Linked DNA regions of Homo sapiens: regions 1 and 2 are each linked to region 3. The links are chromatin loops, found by intact Hi-C in ENCODE. Cell type or tissue: A673. All regions are shown on one strand. Region 1 overlaps TENM3 (teneurin transmembrane protein 3). Region 2 overlaps TENM3 (teneurin transmembrane protein 3). Region 3 overlaps TENM3-AS1 (TENM3 antisense RNA 1).

What was found. Hi-C counts contacts between places; a loop is a spot of excess contacts. Peaks named below come from ENCODE experiments on the same cell type or tissue, not always from the same donor. Only the 100,000 strongest peaks of a DNase experiment are listed, where the experiment ranks them.
Region 1: a loop joins it to region 3, with 2.1 times the contacts of the local background. A loop is called at or near these places in 11 of 110 quality-filtered maps.
Region 2: it touches region 3 in a loop (2.0-fold over the local background); 3 of 110 quality-filtered maps call a loop at or near these places.

The regions. Positions count from the first base shown.
Region 1 is chr4:182,438,604-182,446,603 of GRCh38, reverse strand. All of the region lies in intron 3 of TENM3 (teneurin transmembrane protein 3), which reads right to left. Among named protein-coding and RNA genes, the nearest start is that of TENM3, 200 kb to the right of the region's middle. In A673, a CTCF peak has its summit at 3,319; no DNase peak of the experiment used is centred here; H3K27me3 peaks cover 625 bases.
Region 2 is chr4:182,555,807-182,563,806 of GRCh38, reverse strand. The region is part of intron 3 of TENM3 (teneurin transmembrane protein 3); the gene reads right to left. Among named protein-coding and RNA genes, the nearest start is that of TENM3, 320 kb to the right of the region's middle. RefSeq lists an enhancer at 2,711-3,564. In A673, a CTCF peak has its summit at 3,368; DNase peaks (open chromatin) are centred at 3,206 and 7,506; H3K4me3 peaks cover 557 bases; H3K27ac peaks cover 402 bases.
Region 3 is chr4:182,134,294-182,142,293 of GRCh38, reverse strand. It overlaps TENM3-AS1 (TENM3 antisense RNA 1), which reads left to right. Exons shown (of 5, transcript NR_125905.1): 5 at 810-3,636. It also overlaps a transcript of TENM3 not described here. Among named protein-coding and RNA genes, the nearest start is that of TENM3-AS1, 6.2 kb to the left of the region's middle. RefSeq lists an enhancer at 477-1,283. In A673, no CTCF peak of the experiment used is centred here; a DNase peak (open chromatin) is centred at 4,723.

The DNA.
Region 1 (8,000 bases), 300 kb before region 3:
TATGCTTCAAAAATGCACTCCTTGATTTTTGACAACCACAAGTTAGCAAATCTGGACTTGGACTAGAACGTTCGAATGCAGAAAGATAAGCACACTAATGGAAGAATGAAAGGTTTTAAGATCTTAAACCATTGTTTGGGTCAAGATGAATCTCAAGAAGACTGATCCTCTGACCTGCTCATTTCCCCAGATGAATGCTATGTAAATTGGTCACTGATTGATAGCATTTATTAAAATTTCCATTTAAAATGCTAATTAGATATAAGTATTACATACAGGTTAGGCAAAATTTTATATTGGAGTGTACTGGAGTATTCTACATGTATATCTAGTTCCACCTTTTCTGAATACAAAACTAATTATGTATTTCCAAATTAGACAAAGATGGGATCCTTTGAGAATAATCAAGGATTTACACTGAACGAAGCTGAGCAGTAGCAGTAGCAGCCCATGGGGCAAAGGCAGAGGAAGAGACATGGTTTTAAACAATTTCTATTGTTGAAAAGTGAAGGATGGTTTCCACATATATCTTCCCAAGAAAAGATACACAGTTTTGTGGACACCCCCATGCATACATTAAATCACTGCCGTCTTTTAAATACAGGAGTCCACCAAAGAGTTCCACAGAGACGTGTAATGAGGCCCACGTTCAACTTCTGTTTTCTTCTACTATAGTTTGCCATATCGATGATGTCAGAGATAATTAGCATTATGGATATCGCCTTCTATAACTTAAGCAATTCTTGTCTAAGATCTGCGGAATTCCCCACAGTTCCATGAGCAGACACTATCAAATATATTGAATTATGTGGCTATTTTATGTTGTGAATGAATAACCACGTGGAATCATACTTGGAATATTAAATGAATTTTACTTAAAACTGAATTCAGTTCTTTAGGCATAAAAATCTAATGACCGAACACCACGAGGAAGATTTTTAAAAATGCATGAACCAAACCAAATCAAAGCAAATTGTATTTAAAAAAAAAAATAAAAAGTCCACAAATGAGCTGTTACTTCAAACTGGCACCAACTTAGCTTCATATTAAGAATGCTTCTGACCTCTCTCTCCTTAGGACAAAAACCTTGAAGAAAAATCGAATTGTAACCGACACTGAGATTATTACCTTTCCCGCTAATTATTAAGTACCAAATCCACATTGTCAGAGGTGCTAATACAAAATCAAAATCAAACACTCATAGCTATACTAAATAGATGATTATGATTAAAGCTAACACTAAGCACTTCATTTTATGACTGGCATTTGATACACACCATTTTTATTTAATTTTCTAATCTCATATGAGAAGAGTAATATCATCCCATTTTATAGATGAAGAACTGGAGCTTAGAGAAGTTAATCATGTGCCCACATAGTTACAGAGTGCTTGGGCCTAAACACAGTTCCAGGTTTGATGGACTCAGGAGCCTGCCGCTTAACCATTTCTCTAAATATTTAGACAGTATTGACTCAATAGTTAAAGCTGGTTATTGGCCAGGCACGGTGGCTCACACCTGTAATCCCAGCACTTTGGGAGGCCGAGGTGGGTGGATCACCTGAGGTCAGGAGTTCGAGACCAGCCTGGCCAACATAGTGAAACCCCATCTCCACTAAAAATACAAAAAATTAGCCGGGTGTGTTGGCATCCCCCTGTAATCCCAGCTACTCGAGAGGCTAGGGCAGGAGAATCACTTGAACATGGGAGGTGGAGGTTGCAGGTTGCAGTGAGCCCAGATCGCGCCATTGCATTCCAGCCTGGGCAGCTGGGCAGGAAGAGCAAAACTCCATCGCAACAAAAAAGAAAGCTGGTTGTTAGGAGTGTAGTTCACCGTTTAAATAAAATTTATCAGGATAAGCCCCACCAAAGATTTGGAAACATAATATTCCATTTAAAAATTGATAACTTGTGGATTTGAGAAGGAGCAAAATAAAAAAAGGGATAGTCCTCGATTTCTCCTGTGTTTTCAAATTACCTCAAGAGGTCAGGAAACAAATAGGCCAATATTAGTATCCTCTGAGAGCTGTAATCTTATAGAGGAAAAAAATGGCTAACAAACATTCCTAAACACCGGAATTAGGGATTGTCGTAGGTCAATATATGTCTGTCCCTCTAGAATCTAGTCTGTTTAGACTGACTCTTAAAAATTATACCTTTATTTGTAAATATATATATATTTTTAAAAGCATATCAAAGAAATTGTTACCAAAATTATAGCACACTGAGATCAATTGGTAATAATAATGGTACATTAGTTAGATCCTGTGAATAAAATTGTAGATTTTGTCTTATGTTTTGCCAACTGTTATTTTGTCAGTAGCACATAACTTTCTAACAGCTATATGGACTCTGATGTAAAACTATAAGCTGACATAAAACTATATTTAAAATCATGGGTCTTTTCTCCAGTAAAGTTCGATTATCATTTACATTGGAACAGAAATAAAGGTTTGAAAACAAAGTCTTGTAATAAAGGCCAATTCATAATTTTTCACAGATGTCTACAGTAAATCTAAAAGGCTAGTGTAATAGCTAGGTGATTCTTTCTTTGATTTACCCTATGGAAAAATCCACCCACAATAGACATATTTATTTCACAATAATAAATGACCCACATCTGAAATCATTTCTAAAGGTGAGTTCTCTTTACTTTTAAAGGTGTTAAATTATTTCACCCCCCAAAAACCAAATGCTTTGTGGAATCTGATACATGATGAAGACTTAGGGCTCTTTCTTTAGATATCCAATCATGTCCACTGCTTGCCAAAAGCACTGGTCCTTAATTTTGTCCTAATTCAGATGACCTTGGGCAGGAGCCTACTGGGTCCTCTACAGCCTGGGCAGGCAGGGAGGAGGAGGAAGCAGGATCTGGGTGTGTGTGATGAGGTCTGGACTCTTTGTAGGGGGCAGTCAAGCAATGTGCTGTATACGAAAGGCTTAGTGAGCTTCAGTCCTGTCCTGGCAACTATCCAAGTAGGAGGGAAGGGGGTGAGGTAGGGACATCATTCCTACCTGGTGGTGAGAGCAGGAGAGAGGCAGGAGGGCAGAGCTTCAAGAGAAATCCAGATGGCCAGCAAGAGTTAGCTGGGGCTGTGGATGCCAGGAACTGAGTACGTAGCAAGAGCTGAGGACCCAACCCAAGTCAAGCCATCAGGTGTCCAACAATGTTAGAAGACAATCTATAGCACAGAGAAGTATATGGAAGCCTAGTTTTATCAGTAACCTCCATGACTAGGGAAGGACAGGAGTGGCCAAGCTAGAGGGAGTGCTGCTTATCCCTGGCACATTGGATTCAGGGGCTGCAGACACACTAATTCCTAGGCCCACCCAGGGATGGCAGTATGTGTCTATGCTTGGCAACTTATTGGGGTTCACCTGACTTTTAGGCTTTGATAATATGAATACATTTTGGGGAGTATTTTGAATGTATTCTTTGGCAGTCCAAGATAAAGAAATGGAAGTGTGATAAATAAAGATGATTGAATTGTTTTTAATTATGGAGCAAATTCTTCAATCTGGACCATCTGTTTCCAACCATCATTCCATTCACCCATTCCCAAAACACTTGTGTTGGTTCTCAGGCCAGACACGGTGGCTCATGCCTGTAATCTAACACTTTGGAAGGCTGAGATGATGGATCATTTGAGCCCAGGAGTTCAAGACCAGCCTGAGCAACATGGCGAAACTACATCTCTACAGAAAAGAACCCATATATATATATATGTGTGTGTGTGTGTGTGTGTGTGTGTGTGTGTATATATGTATGTATGTATATATATGTATATATATGTGTATATACACACACACACACACACATATGTACACACACACACACACACACAAATTAGTCGAGTGTGCTGGCATATGCCTGTAGTCCCAGTTAGTCTGGAGGCTGAGGCAGGAGGATCACTTGAGCCTCGGAGGTGGAGGTTGCAGTGAGCCATGATTGTGCCACTGCACTCCAGCCTGGGTGACAAAGCAAGACTCTATCTCTAAAAAAACAAGCAAACAAACAAAAAGACCAAGCATTTTTGGTTGAATGTCAAAAATCTTTGAAATTAAATGTATTACTATAAGTACTTTGTTTTGATTGTTTAGAAAGGAAGAATTATTCATTGGTGACTAGTGCAGTGGTGTTGTCAGATGGGTAGTTGTCTATAGTGGCAATAGCCGTGCATAGATCAAATCCTTTATGCAGTGGACAGAACATAGAAATCACACAAACTTTTATATTAACCCTTTACAATTTATAATATCAACCATTTCAAAAGAATCCATATGTACTAAGATATTTTTGCAAATAGTTTAACATATCTTTATTGACAAATAAATTTAGATAATAATTATTAATTTCAGGTGTTTTCATGATATAGTCATATAGAATGTGTTTTTCAGGATTTTCTGACTTTGTGAACACGATTTATGAGTATGCACATATATTTATGCATCATTGTGGATAGAGGAAGTACATGCTCCATACCTCTGCATTTTAGCTGACCAATTTCTGCTTGCTCATAACTTGGCTTAGAAGTCAGTTCTTCCATTTAGCCTTGCCTGATTCACCAAGAATAGTTTATGGGCCCCTCTTCTGCATTCCCATTCAGCTCCGTAAATACTCTTTTCCTGCCTTCATCGTACTATATTCTGCTCCCTGTCTACTTGTCTGTAGCTCCTTCCAGACCACGAACATACGAGCATAGGGACGATTTCTTTGCTGATTTCTTAACATTTGGCATAGTGTCTTGCACAAAAGAGACACCAAATAAATGCTGGTTTGGGCCAGGTACAGTGGCTCACGCCTATAATCCCAGCACTTTGGGAGTCAGAGGTGGGCAGATCACAAGGTCAGGAGTTCGAGGCAGGCAGATCATCAGGTCAGGAGTTCAAGACCAGCCTGGCCAACATAGTGAAACCCCATCTCTACTAAAAATACAAAAATTAGCTGGGCGTGGTGGCACGTGCCTGTAGTCCCAGCTACTAGGGAGGCTGAGGCAGGAGGATCACTTGAACCTGGGAGGCAGAGGTTGTGGTGAGCGGAGATTGCACCACTGCACTCCAGCCTGGGCAACAGAGCGAGACTCCATCTCAAAAAATAATAATAAATAAAATAAATGCTGGTTTGGGAATGAGTGGATGGATGGATGAATGGATGGGTCAATGGAAATGAAGAATCCAGATTTTAAAAAATTGCTTGCTGATTAAAATGATTCTTTCCTATGTATACATCACACTATTCTGTAATTATTGTTTTCTTTTTCTCTTTCTGTCTGTCTGTCTGTGTCTCTCTCACATACTCCTAAGCTAACATAAACCTCACGAGGGCAGAGGCTGTGACCTAATGTCACCTAGCACCATTGATAGTTCAAGGTCATTATTTTAGAAAAATCTATACATACATTTTTTGTTTATAAAAATTACAGGATTATAAAACCGAACATAAACTTAATACATGATCTAATTTTGTGATACCCTCCCAGATCGCTCTCAGATATAATCCAGTCTAAATTACACCACACACAGATGAATTTATTTGGTTAAAAAAAAGCCCTTCCGTGCCATAGCCATTCCAAGTAATACATTACAATGTTTTACATTGTTTACTGAGGGCAATTCTATTTTAAGAGTCTCTAACTTAAGCAGAAAAGGTAACTATCGGGAACTGGGCTTAATACCTGGGTGATGGGATAATATCTACAACAAACCCCGTGACACGTGTTTACTTATGTAACAAACCTTCACATGTATCCCCAAACCTGAAATAAAAGTCGAAAAAAAAAAAAACCTCTAGAGCTACAATTTATGCTCAATGCCTTCCGCACGGTCTTCCGCAGAAGTGAGGAGCAGCTGGTCACCATTTTCTCAATAAGGACCTTTCATATACTTAATGATAATTATTCTCAAATCTTCCCTTAAAATCCACATCGTCATGTTAAACTCATTATTACTACCATTTCCTCATGGGTCTGTTTTTCATCTCTTTCATCTTCTTAAAGGCTCTTCTCTGAACTTCCTCTGTAGGACTGGGGGTGGAGGTAGCTGAGAACCATCACCTTTGAGTCATCAGGCTGTAGATCTAGACATGTAGGCCCAGGAAGAGTAGAAAGCTCTATGATAAGACAAATGGCGTAGAGAAACGAAATGGAGTGAAGTGAGCATTGCTTTGGCTATCTGTATTTAAAGGTGCCCATCAGAGCCAGCTGCAGTGGCTCACGCCTGTAATCCCAGCACTTTGGGAGGCCGAGGCGGGTGGATCATGAGGTCAGGAGTTCAAGACCAGCCTGGCCAAGATGGTGACACCCCGTCTCTACTAAAAATACAAAAAAATTAGCTGGGCGTGGTGGTGCGTGCCTGTAGTCCCAGTTACTTGGGAGGCTGAGGCAGAGAATCGCTTGAACCCGAGAGGCGGAGGTTGCAGTGAGCCGAGATCGCACGGCTGCACTCCAGCCTGGGCAACAGAGCGAGACTCCGTCAAAAAAAAAAAAAAAAAAGGTGCCCACCAGGAGTTTGCAGCTGGAAGAAGGGGGTTTCGTTCTATAATGTAGATTTACTAACCTGGTTCCCTAACAGTGATACTTACGAGAGCAGATGAGATTTCAGAGGCAATGAGTAAACGAAGACAGCAACCAGCCAAGCTGGAATCTTGGTGGATGCTTACATAGAGGGGCCAGAGAGAGGAAGTTCACCCAATGGGGAGACAGAAGGCACCGTCTGGGAAGTTGGAGAGAATCTGCAGTGTAAAACGACGAAGAAGCCCCAAGTAGAGATTTCAAGAATTGGGACAGGGAATGGTGTGGGTGATGGTTAACAAAGATACATGTTACAGATTAATACTTCTAATGATTGAAGAAAAGGTCTTGAAATTGGCAGGAAGAAGCAATTTTCGATCTAAAGGAGAATAATTCTAGTAGAATAATGGGGTGAATGTCAGAGGTAATGGGTATTGAAAACCAAGTGGATGGTGGGGAAATAGAGACAGCTAGTTTACACACCAGATTTTTTCTTCAAACCTTCTAGATTTGAATTCCTCTCACATTTATTGAATGCCTATTATGTGCCTGAAACACCTTAGGTTCTTTCACATGAAATGCCTTGTTTAATCGTCACAGGACATCCCTAGATTAAAACTAAAGTAGAAAACCGTATTTCCATTATTTAAAATACCCTGTAGGAAAAAATATACAAATTCTTTTAGGCAAATTTCTACCTAGGGTCTGTCTTGGTTTATAAAAAGCCAATGTGCTTAGGGTCTTGCTAGGGGCAACTTCAGCAGCTTAAGGGAAATCATAGAAACATACACAGTAAGTAATATAGGAGAAGAGAGTTCTCTAAAAAGAGGAGAGAAGGGAGAGTGAAAAACAGGTAGAGTCAGAGGCTGTCAGGTAAGGAAAACTCAATTACTGTCTAGTCCTGGGGACTTTCAGCTTCAGAGTGATAACAAACTTCACAGATGTATCTGTACAGAGGGAATTGAGTCTTGCAAAAGATCTGGAGTCATTGAAAGGCAAAATAAGGGCATCTATTAATCGATGCTGAGCAAGTTAAATGTAACTCCTGAGGCCATGGCAAACTGAAGATCCTGACCACAAAGGCAAGTGTCCACGTGTAGATTTTGACACTGGACCATCCAGATGTTTCAGAGCCTATCATCCTTGGTGGCCATTTGACTGAAATAGAAACCACTGTAAAAATATGTAGAACTATGTTATTTTTGGCCAAAGGCCTTTGCAAGATTTTCAACAAAAGCTTTGTACAATGTGATCATTCAAATGAATTTTAAAAATTAAGGCAGAAGAAGTTAGAGTATTTTAGAATTAATTTCATAATATTACTCATTAGATCAATATATCACTATGTCACCTTAACTACAGAGTCTAAGATAGCCTCAGTACAGATGATATAAGCAGCCAGCATAAGTAAAAATGTTCTCAAAGTTAGGTACAAGTGTATGTTGAATAACTGCATCTTTTTTGGTTGTATTCTACAGTGGTTGTTGGGCAAA
Region 2 (8,000 bases), 420 kb before region 3:
TATTAGGATATTTGTAACAGCTTTTTTCCTAGTGTATTCCTTACTCACTGAAAGCACTCATTATATGTTTGCCTCTCATTTTATCTTACTTGTTCCAGATCAAAAGATACTTTTAATGTGTAGGAATGACTTCATTTATTCATCTGTTAAAATACAAGTTAATAGTAACTGCCCCTGCTACATCATAGTATTGTTATAAGGATCAATTGATATGAAGCTTATAAAAATGATTAACTTTTTATTTAAAGGGATAATTATTTAATAATATAGAATTATATCAAGTAAAAGTGAAAGTGAATTATATCAAGTGAATTATATCAAGTAAAAGTGAAAGTTTCCCCTTCCCCTCTCTAAGCCTAAATTCTTTTTTTTTGAGATGGAGTCTTGCTCTGTCACCCAGGCTGGAGTGCCGTGGCATGATCTCAGCTCACTGCAACCTCCACCTTCCAGGTTTCTAGCGATTCTCCTGCCTCCTCAGCATCCCAAGTAGCTGGGATTACAGGCATACACCATCATACCTGGCTAATTTTTGTATTTTTGTAGAGACGGCATTTTGTCTCTACATATGCACGACATGTTGGCCAGGCTGGTCTTGAACTCCTGACCTCAGGTGATCCACCCGCCTCAACCTCCCTAAGTGTTGGGATTACGGGTGTGAGCCACCATGCCCAGCTCTAAGCCTAACTTTCAAGATAACCCAGTGTACCAGAGTAACATTTTGAAATATTCATCAAGGTTTCCTACCATCACCACCACTGTATCTTCTCCTGTACCTTTCTCCATATTCTGTGAGTACATGGTGCCTTAGGAAAAAAAAAGTTGTTAAAGCAGAAGTAAAGAATAAATAAAGTATTGATCTTTAAATTTCAAAAGTTTGGACTTATGCTAGAAACAATGAGGCTGGCAAAGAATTTCTGAGTACTCAGAGTTCACTTTTCCAGCACCTGGCCCCTTGACCCCCACAGTACCTGACTGTGATTGCATGACTGGAGCAGAAGAGAATTAGGCACGGTGTTGTTGTGTTGAGAAGTTGCGCTCCATGTTGCACCCCCCACAAAGTTGGATATAATAACAGAAACAAAAGATGAATCAGGGTATGGCAAGATCTTGCCCCTTTTCCAGGAGGGTAAAGTAGCATAGGATAGGAGTAAAGGTGGCTGTGCAGGGTGTTCAGTCAGATGAAACTGAGACAGCCTCAAAGTGGCAGCCTGCTCCAACCCCAACCCCCACTATGCCCAGGGTGTCACGGTAGGGCAGCCATACATTTTCTTGAGTGAAAAATGGCACGGAAATGACTAAGAGAAGAACAGAGTTCAGAAAGGGTCTTGTGATGAGTGTGGACACATGAGGCAACAGCGGCTGGAACAACAGAACTATTTCTCACAGTTGTGGAGGATAGAAGTCCTAAAAAATAATTGTGGGTAGGACTTCAACATATAAATTTGAGAGGACACAATTCAGCATATGGCACTCACCATCCCGTGACACTTTCATAATCTCATTCCTAGGATGGGATAAGTTAATAAGAAACTCTGATTTGACTGTGTCTACTTAATGAGTTTCTACCACTGGTTGGAATAGTGGCTCAAAATTAAAACTTAGTTCACTTAAAAGAATAGATGTTTATGTTTCTTATACAGCCTAAGGTTGCCTAGACAATCTTACTCTCACATACATTTTGTGAAAATGCAATCTATCTTTATATTAAGTTTGACAAATTGCTTTATCTACTCCACAATAGAACATAGGTATTTTTTTCAAGTTAGGGTGTGTATCTATCTATCTATCTATCTATCTATCTATCTATCTATCTATCTATCTGTCTATCTATCTATCTGGATATACACAGTATTGTTTATATACATATATGCACAATATGTCTTATATAGGTTGGTGCAAAAGTAATTGCAGTTTTGCTATTATTTTTAATGGCAAAAACAGCAATTACTTTTTCACCAACATAATATATACTTGTGAAGGTTCATTCTTTTATAACAACTGAATAGTATTATGACACAGCATGAATTCCCTTTTGATGGGCATTTAGGTTGTTTTTAATATCCATGTAATACTTAAATAATCCCTTACATAACTATTCTATAGAATTCTACAGGATCCATTCAGAGAAATGAAAAACTGAAATTGTTTATCCATATAAACAATTCTGGCAGGTACTGACAAAAAGTCTTCCCATTAAAATTTTTGTATGTTTTCATCATAAAATATTACACTTTCAGTGCAAACATTTAGAAAAAACAAAACTACAGAAATCTAAAAAACACTGGGAAAAGAGAAAAACTAAAACTATCCATAATCCATTACCCAGGGAAAATTTGGTTTGTTTCTTTCCTTTTTTTTTTAATATACAAATATCATCAAAATCAAGATTGTACTGCATAGTTCTGCTTTGCTATCTTCCTTGTATCACTAACATGAGCATTTTCCTATGCTATTCTATATTCGGAGGGATTTTAAAAATTGTAAAGAGCTATTATCAGTTAATTTTTAAAATCATTTTTATTTACATATTTATATATTTATAATTTTAAATTTTGAATTCATAAATACAATTTTTAATAAATTTACAGAGCTCTACAAACATCATCCAATCCAATTTTATAAATTCCCATCAATGTTTTGAGTCTTAGTTTGTCTTTTTTTCAATTATTAATTATAATTATTAAATCCTCTTTGGTTTTTAAATTTGCCTACCACTTTTCTTCCCATTTGTAGACAGTAACAGCAAAGGCCAGAATTTAAGACCCGTTGGAAATGTTCCTCAAATTAAACCGTGCATTCTTCACGCAGGACCAGTTCTCTGGCCATGAACGGAGAGGAATGGATGTACTCTATCCTACACTACTTCTAAAATACGTACATATGTCAACACTCAGACCTTACACCAAATAGAGACTATCTCTAAAACATTTGTCTTCTCTGAGGAGTTGTATCTTTGCCCTTTTACTTCTCCACTGTTCATTATATTGTTATTTAGTATTTTCTTTTCCCCTTCTCTTTCATTCAAGCAGGATCTGTTCATTTATGATGTCCTACTGCCTTGTTTCCCTGTGGCACCATCAGAACTGCTGCTATAGACGTGGTGCTATCCCATGGGAACTGGAGAAGCAGCATGAAACAGATGTGATACTTGTCGGTTTTATTCCTGCTGCTCCTGAGAAGGAAGTCCTTTGTTCAAGAACAGAGCAGGCATGACCACCCACTGAGGGCATTAACTGGTAGGAAAGAAAAAGGGAAACTGTGCCTTTGCCTCTCTTGAAAACTTCTCTTCCCTAGCAGAGTGACTGCATTAGCTTCACTGTTGCTTCTGCTGGCATTACTGGGAAATCACTGTTTGTAGGAGAAGCAGTAGAGGGGGCACTGAGCTCGAGGGAATAACGAAAGTTTTGAAATATTGAATGGCTGAATCACCTTGGGAATGGAATCTACTCTCGAGTTAATGTTAAAGAGGAAATTTGAGAAAAAATTGTAAAACACACATTATTATTCCAATTGGCCTTCATACTTCAGTTTTTTAGTTTCCTTGTCTTTTAATAAATAAAAGTGTATTTATGTGGGGGTGTGTGTTTGCATTAAACTACTTTTGCAGTTTCAATTCAAGTAACGTATTCCTGTGTACTGCAATGCTGCCAGGATTCAGGGTGTGTGTGTGTGATTGTGATGTACTGTTGTGGGGATAGTTACTCTTTTTTTAAAAAAAAAAAAAAACCTTTTTTTAATTTTTAATTTTTATAGGTACATAATAGGTCTATATATTTGTGGGGTACATGAGAAGATATTTTGATACAGGGATACAATGTGTAATAAATCACATCAGGGTAAATGGGTTATCCATCATCTGAAGCATTTATTCTTTGTGTTATAAACAATCCAATTATATTCAATTATTTTAAAATGTACAATTAAATTATTATTGACTACAGTCACTCTGTTATGCAATCAAATACTAGATCTTATTCATTCTATTTATTTGTACCCATTAACCATGGGGCTAGTTACTCTCTATAGAATGTAGAAGGATTCTTAATTATCCATTTCTCAAATTAAATTTCAATAAAAGCAAGAGGTGTAAAGAAACTGTGAATGAAATAAAGCTTAAAATGACCGTGGAATGAAAAAATGTTATAAAAAGAATACAACAAACGCTGGGCATTAAAAAAATCAATAGAAAATCTCAAAGTTTATTACAGGGTGCTTGCATAAGGTAAGCATTTTTCTTCTCAATTCAGCTCTCATGTTGCCATTTTCTGGTTTTGCCATTAGAAAGTAATCCTAGAAAGGCAGGTAAATATGTTCAGGAGAACAAAAGTTTGAATTCTAAATAGAACAAAGAATCTTTTGATTAGTGGTTACTATTTCATTGTAATTAAACAAAAGTAGTATGATCTGAGTAAGGACCAAAGAATAAGGAACTCCTCATTTCTATGGAAACAACGAAAATTACTCCTTTCAGCAGTGTTAGGGCAATCTTTGCATTATACCACTTTTGACAAATTTAATTCAAATAATTCTCTCCTGAGCATTGTACTGTTCTCAGGATTAATTAATATCTACAACATAAACTGCTTTTAAAATGTCAGTTAACGTAAGCGCTATAAAATATTTTGGTTGGATGGACACAACAGGGATTGATTTTCAAAAAAAAAAAAAAAAAAAAAAAATCCCGAGGAATAAAGAGAAAAGAAAGAAAGAAGAAAACAGAAAATGCAAAGAATAATGTGAAAGAATAATTTAACTGGGTTGGGAACTCAGTGGTCACAGCTGACACCCTGGAAAATTATGATGCCAATGGAATTGCATTAAATTCCAAGCCTCACTGATTATACCTTAAATAACCATAAGGGTGGATCAGCATGGGCATTTGGATTATTCTTTTACATCATAATTTTGGATAGGATACTTTTCTCTGTGAAACTATCAATTTTACCCTCTTTGGAATTATAACATCTCCAATAAGGAAACATTAGGCTTTAAAGCTTCTCTGGAAGAAGCATAAAAACTGATTTATATCTAATGACAAATCAGGACAAGGGATCTGAGAGCTGATGCTACAGAAATATAGAATTATTGTTTACATTAGGAGAAATACTTTAATGCATGCCATTTTGTGCTATAATAAGATTAAAATTGTTATCTTTTTTGTTTTGTTGCATTGATGAGATTAATACCAATTGTCTTCACTGAAGAATGACTACAGAGGCCTTTTTATGCATTTATATCCCCAATCTACTTCCTCTTACTCCACTGATACACAGTATCTTTTAAGAAACAACATCTTTCAGCTTTGCCATTTTTATCCCCTTCATCTAGAGTAGCCTGTTGGCAAATCAGCGGCATGTCAGAAACGGGTGAGGAACATGAAGATATACAAGTGTGAATTTCATGAGGCCTGATGCTCCTACCATGCCATGTATTTTTGGCCACTAAAACACTACAAATTCTTAGCTTCAACACCCCATGTTGTGCATCTCATCCCAGTAGCAATTACAGCTAGAGTCCAGCTGTAAAAACCTGATGGAGATGCTGTGCACATTCAAAGAACCAAAAGCACAATTCATTAGGAGTGCATCACTTGTTTTCCAAGCGTTTTCGCTACAGGCACGCACTGGCAGGGCAGGGCTATTCCCATTCTTTCCTCTTGTGCACTCCATCGAGGGCAAACCACTGCAAAGTAACCCAGAAACTCACGATTACCTCAGATGCCATTTAAACCCTTCCTTCATGCATTCAAGGGAAGGAAATCGGATCGTAGCCGTAGATGAAAGCAGAAGGTATCGGGCAAGTTCTCTCTCTTTCTAATACTCCAAAGAAACGGAATCAATCAGATCAAGCGGGAAGTAAACTAGGACTGCAACTGAGTAACGGGCAGGTTAGACATTTTGATAGTTCTATATATTTACTCAGAAGGAAATCACTGTAAACATGTATGAATGGTAGAGAGACATCTAGGTAAAAGTGTTTCTGAGGCACATAAAGGGTACCTGAGGGACAGAACCACACCAGAAGTGATTCTGAATCTCAGCTGGGCTGGTGACAGTGCAGCAGCTGGAGGCTGGGGGAGAGAGCACAGATGAGAATCTGTGGGATGCAGAAAGGGAGACTGTGTGGTCTGAACTTCAACTCCAAAATGTTGTACCCTGTGGCTTCTATTTAAGCATCACTGGCTAGAGACTATATGTAGATTCAATCAACAGAGCAAGGGCCAAATTCATCAATAAAAAAGACCATTAGCACATGGATTGATAGGATCTTGCTTAGGGTTCCGTAGAAATGAGGGCTCATCTGTTAGCTCAAATAAGGCCCCTGTCCTTTTTTAAAATGAAACAAGTATTTGAAAATGTTAAGAGCTGAGCCCTGGTTTATTTGAACAAAATGTGAAAAATAAGCACAATTGTAGAAATTCAAGTACATCACAGTTTACTTACAGACAATTACGATTCTAATGAAGCTCAGAGTACTTAGTTCACACACACGAGTGATCTGAGTTGGACAGGAACAATAAATAGGGTCCCAGTTAACAAATGCACTAACCATTAATATCCTTTTGAAAGCCGCAGTTTGCTCTGACCCTATGAACAGGATTGGTTTATAAACAGGTAATAATTAGATACAATGTTGAATAGAAAAAGTCATTTAATTTTGATTTTACATGAGATTTTATAATTTTGTTTTAAAGTTCTCCGAAAAAAGCTCCACAAAAAAACAAATACAGAACCTAGGACAATCTTGTAGAAGAAGAAAATGTCTGGTAACCATATTTAGCAACTGGTTTTCAGTACACATTAGATGTATGATTTTAAAAACTGGCTGCAGGAATGAATGAACTCTTGATTAGATGAATACTGCCTCTAGGGTAACCTAATGCACATCCCTCTTGCCTTCCCTTGCCTGTCTTCTAGGGAATCCACAATGTGTATGCACATTTTACCTAGTTCAGCCTGAGTCAGGCTATTGAGATGTTTTTGTATGCTTTTCTCTGCCTATTCTTTATATAGTAACATGGGGTTGATATGCCAGCACTTCAGTCTACGTAGGAGTGGGTCATCGTCATTTCAGTGTTTGCTTTATAATGCAACGTGGGTGCCCTCTTAAGATTTCCCAAATGAATTCAACAAAGTGCTGGCTACAGGGGAGTGGGAAGGGGAAGACACTTGTAAATTGGTCACTTTAAGCTTCACTATGTAAGTAAAACTTATAAGAGATAAGCTACCATTCTCTAAATATAAAGTTTTAAATAATTCTTTAGAAAAGAAAAATTTTATTTTTTAAATAGGACAATTCCTCTTTATGAATTCTCATGACCAAATGATTTCACTAATTACTTTGTTGTATTCAATTTTGGGATAGTTCGCATAGTTGAGTTTGTAATGCAATAAACTATGCCTGAATGGTCTGTTTACTCCACTGCAAGTTACAAGCAAAATGCTTTCTCCTGAAAGGACTTGTCTCTGAAATGCACAAAGTGGCAAAAAGCCAAGGGAAGCTAGCTGGTGCTTAAGCAACCAAGAATGAGCAGTGCCTGTGTGCATTGCAATCTCAGCCAACCGAAGTAAATGTTATTGGAGTTTTTGTGCTGTAAAATTGCTGCTTTCATGCCCACTGCATCTGACAACAGGAATCCTTGGTCTACTAGGAAGGTGGGAGGTTGTTGTGCCTTCTAGCCAGATTCCTACATTCCTAAGAAAAGGGCTGGGAAGTGGGGTAAAACTTCTATTGTTCCTAATGGGCTAGGGACAATGAGACTCAAGTTGGTGGCATATTTGGTCAGAGAAAGAGACTAAACAACAAAAAAAGTACTAATATTACTTCCTGCATTAAGCATTAGGACCTGGGAAGTTATTCTTTTAGAGAAACTCTTCAGTGTTTGTAGAATAAAAAAAGTAATTCCAGAGGCCTCAGGACCTGGGAAGTTATTCTTTTAGAGAAACTCTTAAGTGTTCGTAGAAAAAAAAAAAGTAATTCCAGAGAGTAGTGGATTAATG
Region 3 (8,000 bases):
CTAGTGACGGAAAGCAGCACGCATATCTTTGCGGGAAGAATCTAGAGTCGCCCTGGGATAGATCCATCTCCTTCTGCCACTGAATTTCACACTTGAAAAAGATAAGGTCATGGGGGCGGATGAATGATATCCCTCACTCATTTAGCCATTCTTATTATTATATAAAAAAAAGGCTTGTCAATTATGAAGGTGTGTCCCAGATATTACATGAAGATCATGCAAACTACTTGAAATTTGAATCCGGACATGATCGTAAGGAAACTCTTTCATAAAGCACTTTTGTGGCCTAGTTCCCACACACACACAAAAGTATTAGGTCTTTAAAACTTTTCCAAGTAGTAAGTGAGACTCCCTCTTACTGTCTACGAATACACAATAAAGAGATGAGACACTGCCCCAATCCTAAAGAGGCCAGAACTGAAGTGCTACATTGTGTGAGTTAGGGGATGCTTCTTTTTTCCAGCTCTTTTTTCTAGAATCCTCATTACAGCTAACGCTGGTAATAAAGGTAGGAAAACAATAGAACTCATAAAACTTAGAAATGGTAATAAATCTTGGCTCCTGTCTCTAGCCCAGTTCCTTCTTACATGAGATTCAAAGTTTTTCAGTATGCAATGCTGAACGTTCACACTATGGTTGCAAAATAGAAAAAAATACTCTAGAACTCATTAATACGGCCCTGCGCACTCTATGCCAGGCGTCGCTGGTGGACAAAGCGCGCAGGGGTCCTCCTCTACGTCTGCCTGCGCCTGTAATCCAGGCAGCTTACGTGTGTTAAATTTGGGTCTCTCTCTGTCTCTCACACAAAGAAGTTCCATCATTTGAGGCCGTTAGGAAAAGCTGATGTTGTGCAGTGCCAAACTACCACACGCTTCCTCCTTCGGATGAATCCCTGGAAAGCAGAGAGGCAGCTCGCTACGTGACCATCATGCTTTTTACCTCACTGAGCTGTTGTCAAGAGAGGGCGGGGATGGCGGGCAGCTCACGTCGTGCCCTCCGCAGCAATAAAAACTGGAGCGGGAGAAGAAATGCAAGACATCGCTGTCTGTTTTGCAAGCCTCTGGCCGCTCTCAGCAAACTCTGCCCGGCGCGGCTGGTGACTTTGCGGTGTGAACGCAGCCGGTCGTGCTCGGGATAATGGGACCGAGCTGGCGGCATCGCCCTCCCGTGGGCCCCTCTTGCCACACAGATGCGCAGCTCTCCAAAAGGAAAATGTGGCCCAGCAACCCTCGCCTAGCCCTAGTCCTAGGAATGCATGCCTGGGGCCTTTGGAAGCCTCTCAAAGGGCTGGGGGGCGGGGGGGAGGGATATAATGGGCCGAACCTCTGGATTCATTTTGGGGAAGAGGAGACAGGTTCTTGCCCCACTACTGAGGCAAGGCCAACAGCACCCTGCCCTGCTGCTCCACCGCCTCCCCGCGGGTCAAGTCTCAGCCGAGTGTCGCTGCCCACCTGAAGGTGACACCTGTCCATTTTAGTCAGCATCACATGCGCCTTCCCTTTCTCCCCTTTGGGGTCTGTCCGTTTTCTCCTCCTGTCCTAAAGAGCCAGCTTGGAACTGAAGGGGCCGGGTAGCAGCTGTTTGTGCCTCTTGCCCGTGCAGACTCGAGGGTCTCCGCAGCCACTTCCTCCTTTAACACGCGAGGCTTTCAGGCGTGCAGAAGGGGACCGCCGGGTCAGGCAGGTATTAGGCTCTCCAAGGACACTTGTGGACATCACTGGAGTTTACCTATTGTTTGGACTTTATTACATCTGCTTTAGCAAACGGAGGCATGAGCGGCCTGTCTGCTGGGTTCAAACCCAGTTGCTGCCCCGGCTGCAACCTCTCCCACTCAAGAGACCCTAGGAACGATGAGGAACGGGGTAGAAATGACCAGGGGAGCCAAATCTCAGGTACCGAGACCTTCCAGCTCACCCCTCAGGCTCAGGAAAGCCAATAACCCACATATGCCCAAAAGGAGCTTATGTCTCAACTGAGAACAGCAAATAGGTGATGGGCCACTTTAGAACAGAGGCTAAAGGCTGGTAGCCACTGAGCAAAACCCAAATTCTAGGCACCTGAGGTGTTTCCCTTACACAAGTGCCTTCACAGGTAGCAAGCAATTAATCTGCAACAGTGAACAACACTAAAACTTAAATTTTACATGGAAGTCTCTCAAGTAGACAAAGTTATTATTGGGTGGGGTTTTCCCCCCACTGGCAAAAAAATAACTTATCCCTTGGCTGTTAGATTGAGGGAACTATAAAACAAATATTTTAATTCGATCACTGACAAAGTCATAAAATTCAATGACTGTTTGTAGAGGAAAACATGCTTTCATTATCTTAATTAAAGCAAGATAAGCCTCTCTCAATGTGCATGCATTTTGGAGCCACTGAATGGACTGGTGATGAGACGAAGCAACCTTTAATTGGGACCATGCTTCTCCAGTACATTCGTTTGTATTCCATGGTGTAAACCGGGCCTTACGCGTGGCTCCGACCTTCGGTGGAAATGCATTTGCGTAGCACCACCCAGGGGCTCCCTTGCTTTGGCTAGAGCCTCATAAAAGACCCCAGGTTTTGCGAAGGATTTTGAACACCAGCGTCTTTTAACATGTGGAACTTTCGGTTTTGGTTTAGCTCTGTGAACGTATTTAAAACTTGCTACATTATTCCACAGTGAAAGTTGGAACCTTTTTAAGAGTTATCATAGAGTGCCTTTTAACATCTGTCATATTTTCTATAAACAACTTTTCAGTGAGAAGCGTATATAGTGTACTCGAGGTAGGCATTAGCTGCTGGCAAGGTTTATGATACAATAGTGACACTACAGGACAATTTTTTAGTCAAACAACACCCGTTAGATATTTCAGGGTCCAGCTTATATGTTAACTTGTAAATATAGGTTAAAAATATAGGTATCAAGTGACTAAATTCAGTATCAGACAAATTGAACATCTTTTTATTTCCCAGAAGTGCCCTACTCTTTCTCCTCCCTTTGGTGACCTCTTAGTCTGGAATGCTCTGCATCCGGGGCCCCTGGAACACATAGTTTTTAAAGTACCTATTAGTGATACTCTCCTCCCGTTGGCAGTGCTTCCACTGTGTTTTCTGCATGTAATAAAGGATGGCACTGTTTTTTGCATAGGTCTTTCCTAATAGCTGAGCACTCTTGGAGTGTAGGGGCTCAACCTTATGCCTCTTTGGACACACAAGCCTAGCCCATGGGCTGGCATATAGGAGCTGCTCAATAAATGTTTGTTGAACGAATGAGTGGATACACGAATAAAATATTTTCATTGTCTTTAGCCCCTCTGACTTTCTTTTTTAAACAGGGGTATGTCATAAATAAAATTTACCTTGAAAATGCATTTAAGTACACTGTTCTACTTCTCTGACCATGAAGTTTTTAATGGGACATCGTTTTAAAATTCTGGTCATTACAACGAACCACTTTTGACCTTGGTTGACTTTTCTCAGAATCATAATGCGAAGTAAAGACAAAAACAATGAGAAAAGGCAAAGAGATCAAATTTTGGTTTTCTCTTTTTCAGTAGGATATGATGTTTATCGAAATTTGGAAACAAATTGTAGCAAGCACCTATAACATGTAGATACTCATGTTTTTATATTAAATATGACATTATTTATAAAACCCTGTCGTCCTCCAAATTCCCTTTGGATTTTTAGTGGTAAGAAGTGTAGAGCCTAAGATGACTGCTTTTCATTTCTTCAAGACAAGGGTTCAGCTGGTATTGGGGAAACAATCTTTGTTTGTTCCTGTCTGCTCAGGAGGACTGTTTCTAATTGATCTGGCATGGAATTTAGTTGGAGATGTGTATGTTGCAACTGAAGCGCAGAGCCTGTGTGCTTTGTAAAGTGATAACCATATGGGCCTTATTTGAAACATTTGAGGATTTTCGACATTAACCTGGGTTAAATTGAGCTATAAATTCAACTCAAATGTATATGTCCTGACAAATTCATCATCACTTTGGATAGATTCAATCCATGCTTCCCTCAGATTAATAAAGATGATGACCGCTTATCACACATGCAAAGATTCGTCGTGATAAAGTACCATAATGTTGTACTTTGCACTGTTTAAATGCAAATTGCCCATATTAAGCAGACCTTTTCTACTGTTATCACTTTCAGTAGAATGGAAATGTTTAAAAATGATCTCTGGGTAAAGAAAAGGATATATAGTCAAATCTATTTCCTCTTACACCATTTGCAAGTGCACTTCGCTATCATCATGAAGATTTAATTAAGCAAGCTCAGCTAGGCTAAAAAGCAAAGAGGCTGAAAGTTACTACTTATAGAAACATATTCAGGACTTACACAAAATAATTTATTTACTATTCTTCATTTAGGGATTTGAGCAACCACTGAAGGTTAAGAATACAACAGAATTCTATAGCTCCTTTCCCCTATTTCTGAATATCAAATTTAGAGCTTAGACTTTGTTACAGATAATAGTACTAAGTTATGGATGTTGATGGGTCTTCCCTTGCAGCTTTAAATTGCCTTGAAAAAGATACAGTTTCTTTAATTAAAAAAGCTGCACAGAACTAATCCCTCTAGCTGAAAAAAGAAAAGTTTTAAGCAATCTCTTTCTGCTCCGAGAGAGAAAGGCAGACAATACCATAACAGATCAGAAACATAAGCTATAGTGTGCAGCCAGGAGCACAGCAGGGAACTGAATACTGCTCCGACTGTGTCATTTTTTAATCCCCCATCCCAGTTTTCCCCGTCTGACCTCATGCTGAGATGAAGTTATCACAGAAGACAGCTTTACTCTCACCAATGAATCCAACCCTGGATCTGTATTATCCTTAGCAGATCAAAACACCGCTTTCATCAAATAGCATTATCTGCATAAAAGGCATGCAATTGCCTGATAATTTCACCCAAACTATGCTATTCATTTAAAGGACAAGAAGAGAAATGTAATTCATTCCTTTTTGGGGGGGGGGAGGTGGCAGAGAAGAGTGAGACTTGGGGAGAGGCAGAGGCTGGAAAAGCTAACTTATCCCCTTCACTCATGGGAACTTTCCTGTTTTTAACACAAAATCCCAAGAAGGGGTCCATTTAAAAGTCCCCCTACTCCTGCGCTTTAAGATTAATTGTTGGAGCAATTTGGTGCAGTTTGAGTGACAAAAGTGTAAGTTGTGTAGAAAACTGGCAGTGAGAAATTACAAAGCTTGCTGATGTCATTAGCCATGCTTCCATGAACCCCAATAAAAACATCATATCCAGTAAAATTGGAGAAGCACAAGAATTAGCTGGACAATTGGATGAAGTTTAACACAACGTTGTATTGGGTGGGGGGGGATGCTGACTGGAGATCTTTCTGTGCATTATGAGAAGTTTGAATCCTTACAGTGGGAAGACAAAAGACAGATTCCACAATTCTGAGTTGACACTTTGAAAAATATTTAAGAAATCTTAGGCGTCAAGACTAGCTCTTTTTTAAAATTTAGAAAATACTTTAGCCTCTTTCAGAATGCCTTTTTCATCTTATGTTGAAACAGTGTTCTCATTTGCATTGTAGATTGTATAAGCTGTTATAATGGGCTTCTCTTTAATGGATCCTAACTCCTTATTGAATGACATCAGTTGTTTTGCTCAAGGTATGGTGATAGGTTAGAGCAATCAGCCAAAACCATTTGTGTCAAGTAAATGGAATTACTAAGAAGTACTAAAACTCCCACGTGAGTATGGGTGACCTATTAGGTATGTGTTAATATCCTTATCATATGTTTTACTCACCGTAATTTCAATGATTTTGCTTGAAAATGTAAATCTTCCACCCAGCCCTTTCAGAACTCACTATGTAAACTGACCCTGCAAGAAATTCAGTTTAATCTCTACCCTTCCATCACCCAGACAACATCTATACACAAAAATGTGTAGGACAAAGAATCAGAACTGCTTGAAAAAAGAACAACAATAGCATGCTTCAAATCAGAGGCAAGGAACACTCCTGGAAATTCATGAGGCAAGTGACGGGGCAAGAATTTTTCCCTTGAAAGAAAGAAGCTGGTTCTAGAAGAAAGTAATTGTAGCCCTATTATTCATTATCATTGCCACTTTAATTACATGGAGGTATTCCCTAAAACATTTCAATGCAATTAATAAACAGGTGTTTTTTTTTTCCATACCAGCTTTCCAAAACTACAACTTGATACTGTAGTGCTCTGAGACTAAGAGTCTATGTAGATATATGGTCTGCTCAGTAGTAAAGCTCCAACTGATGTTTCCAAAATACAGCTTCATGACATACAAATTATCTGAAATTTAATGTGATTAAGCATTAAACTGTGGTATTTCCTTGAATTTAATGACAGTACTATTTTCATGTCAAACTTGATTACAAGAACCAGCTTTCAGAGCAAACTGTTTAAAATCCCAAATCATTAACAGATCATTTAGGGTTCAGTCTCACAAAACTTCTTGTCTGTGAACTATCAACTAAGGATATGTAAGCAGAGAGGTGAGTTTCACATTCTTCTTACATATGTGTTGGTTGGGAGAAACTGAATCTACAAGTCACATTTCTGTCTGTTAATGCCAGGAGAGGAAAGATGTTTACATCATCAATACCACCGCCACTCTTAACAACATACTTACGACGAAGTTCGTGGTCATATGCTATTTTCTCAAAGCCTGTCATGGACCGTTACACCCATTTGAAATGGACATAGACAACTTCCTTAAGACTTTAGAAATTTAAAATACAACATAAGATTTTGATATTTTGATATTTCGTCTTTACTTTCACTTCAAGTCTGTATTCAACTCATAGCTGATTTTTCTAAGAGACTAAACCTGGTTCATCCATAAATCCTGATGTCAGAAGTACATTAGGCCACAGTTGTGTGAATTACCTTAGTCTGGAAACCTAAGCCATCATCACATGGGTCATGGAATTCTTTCTTTCTTTGCTTAAAGATGACACCAGAAACACCACTACTCTTAGGGTACAAACGTCCCAAGTGAGACAAAGAAAGATATTTCTAACAACCTTCTAGGTAAAGCTATCCTCTTGCCTAAAACTTTGGATCATTTTTGGAATTTTTTTTTTTTTTTTTTTTTTTTTTTTGAGACCGAGTCTCACCCTGCTACCAGGCTGGAGCGCAGTGGTGTGATCTCGGCTCACTGCAACGTCCGCCTCCCGGGTTCCAGCGATTCTCCTCCCTCAGCCTTCCTAGTAGCTGGGATTACAGGCGCGCATCACCACATCCAGCTAATTTTTGTATTTTTAGTAGAGATGGGGTTTCACCATGTTGGCCAGGATGGTCTCAATCTCCTGACCTCGTGATCCACCCTCCTCGGCCTCCCAAAGTGCTGGGATTATAGGTGTGAGCCACTGCACCTGGCCAAACTTTGGTTCATTTTTGGTGCTTAAGACAGCAGAGCTTGGTTTTCTCTGTGGCGTGATGCATTTCTGAGAAAAGAGAGTTGTGGAATAAAGCCATGAAACAGTAGAAGAGTCATATTGAAATACAGCAAGCTCCTACGGGCCATGTGATCTGATTTTTAGTTTACCTGATGAAGACGTAGCTCTGGCTTTGTTTGCTTTAGTGAAAAACATAAGAAGCCAGGCATTTCTAGAGCAGACTGGGGGAAAGAAGAATCTGGCCTGGGCAGAGAAGCATCCAAATTTCTTTCTGTGTTTACCTAACACTTCTTTCTTAGCCCTGTACTCCAAGTCCAGCACTTTTAATCCACAAAATCTGTGAAAGACCAGGATTCACCTTCCCCTCTTTTATCCTTGGATAAGATATCTAGGAGGAGAAAAAAGTAGGCCATGAGAAGATTATGAGCTAAGAGTCTATAAAGAGGGAGGAAATTGGCAGTGAGAGAATCTGAGTTAGGGGAAAGAGAAGGGAGAACAAGCTTAAACTGAAGATAAACTAAGAGGATGCTGGAAGGAAGAGAGGGTGCATGTGAGATTCCTAGCTTAGAGTCCTGGCTTAATGGAGCTCTGCATTTATCTTCAGTCTCTATTTA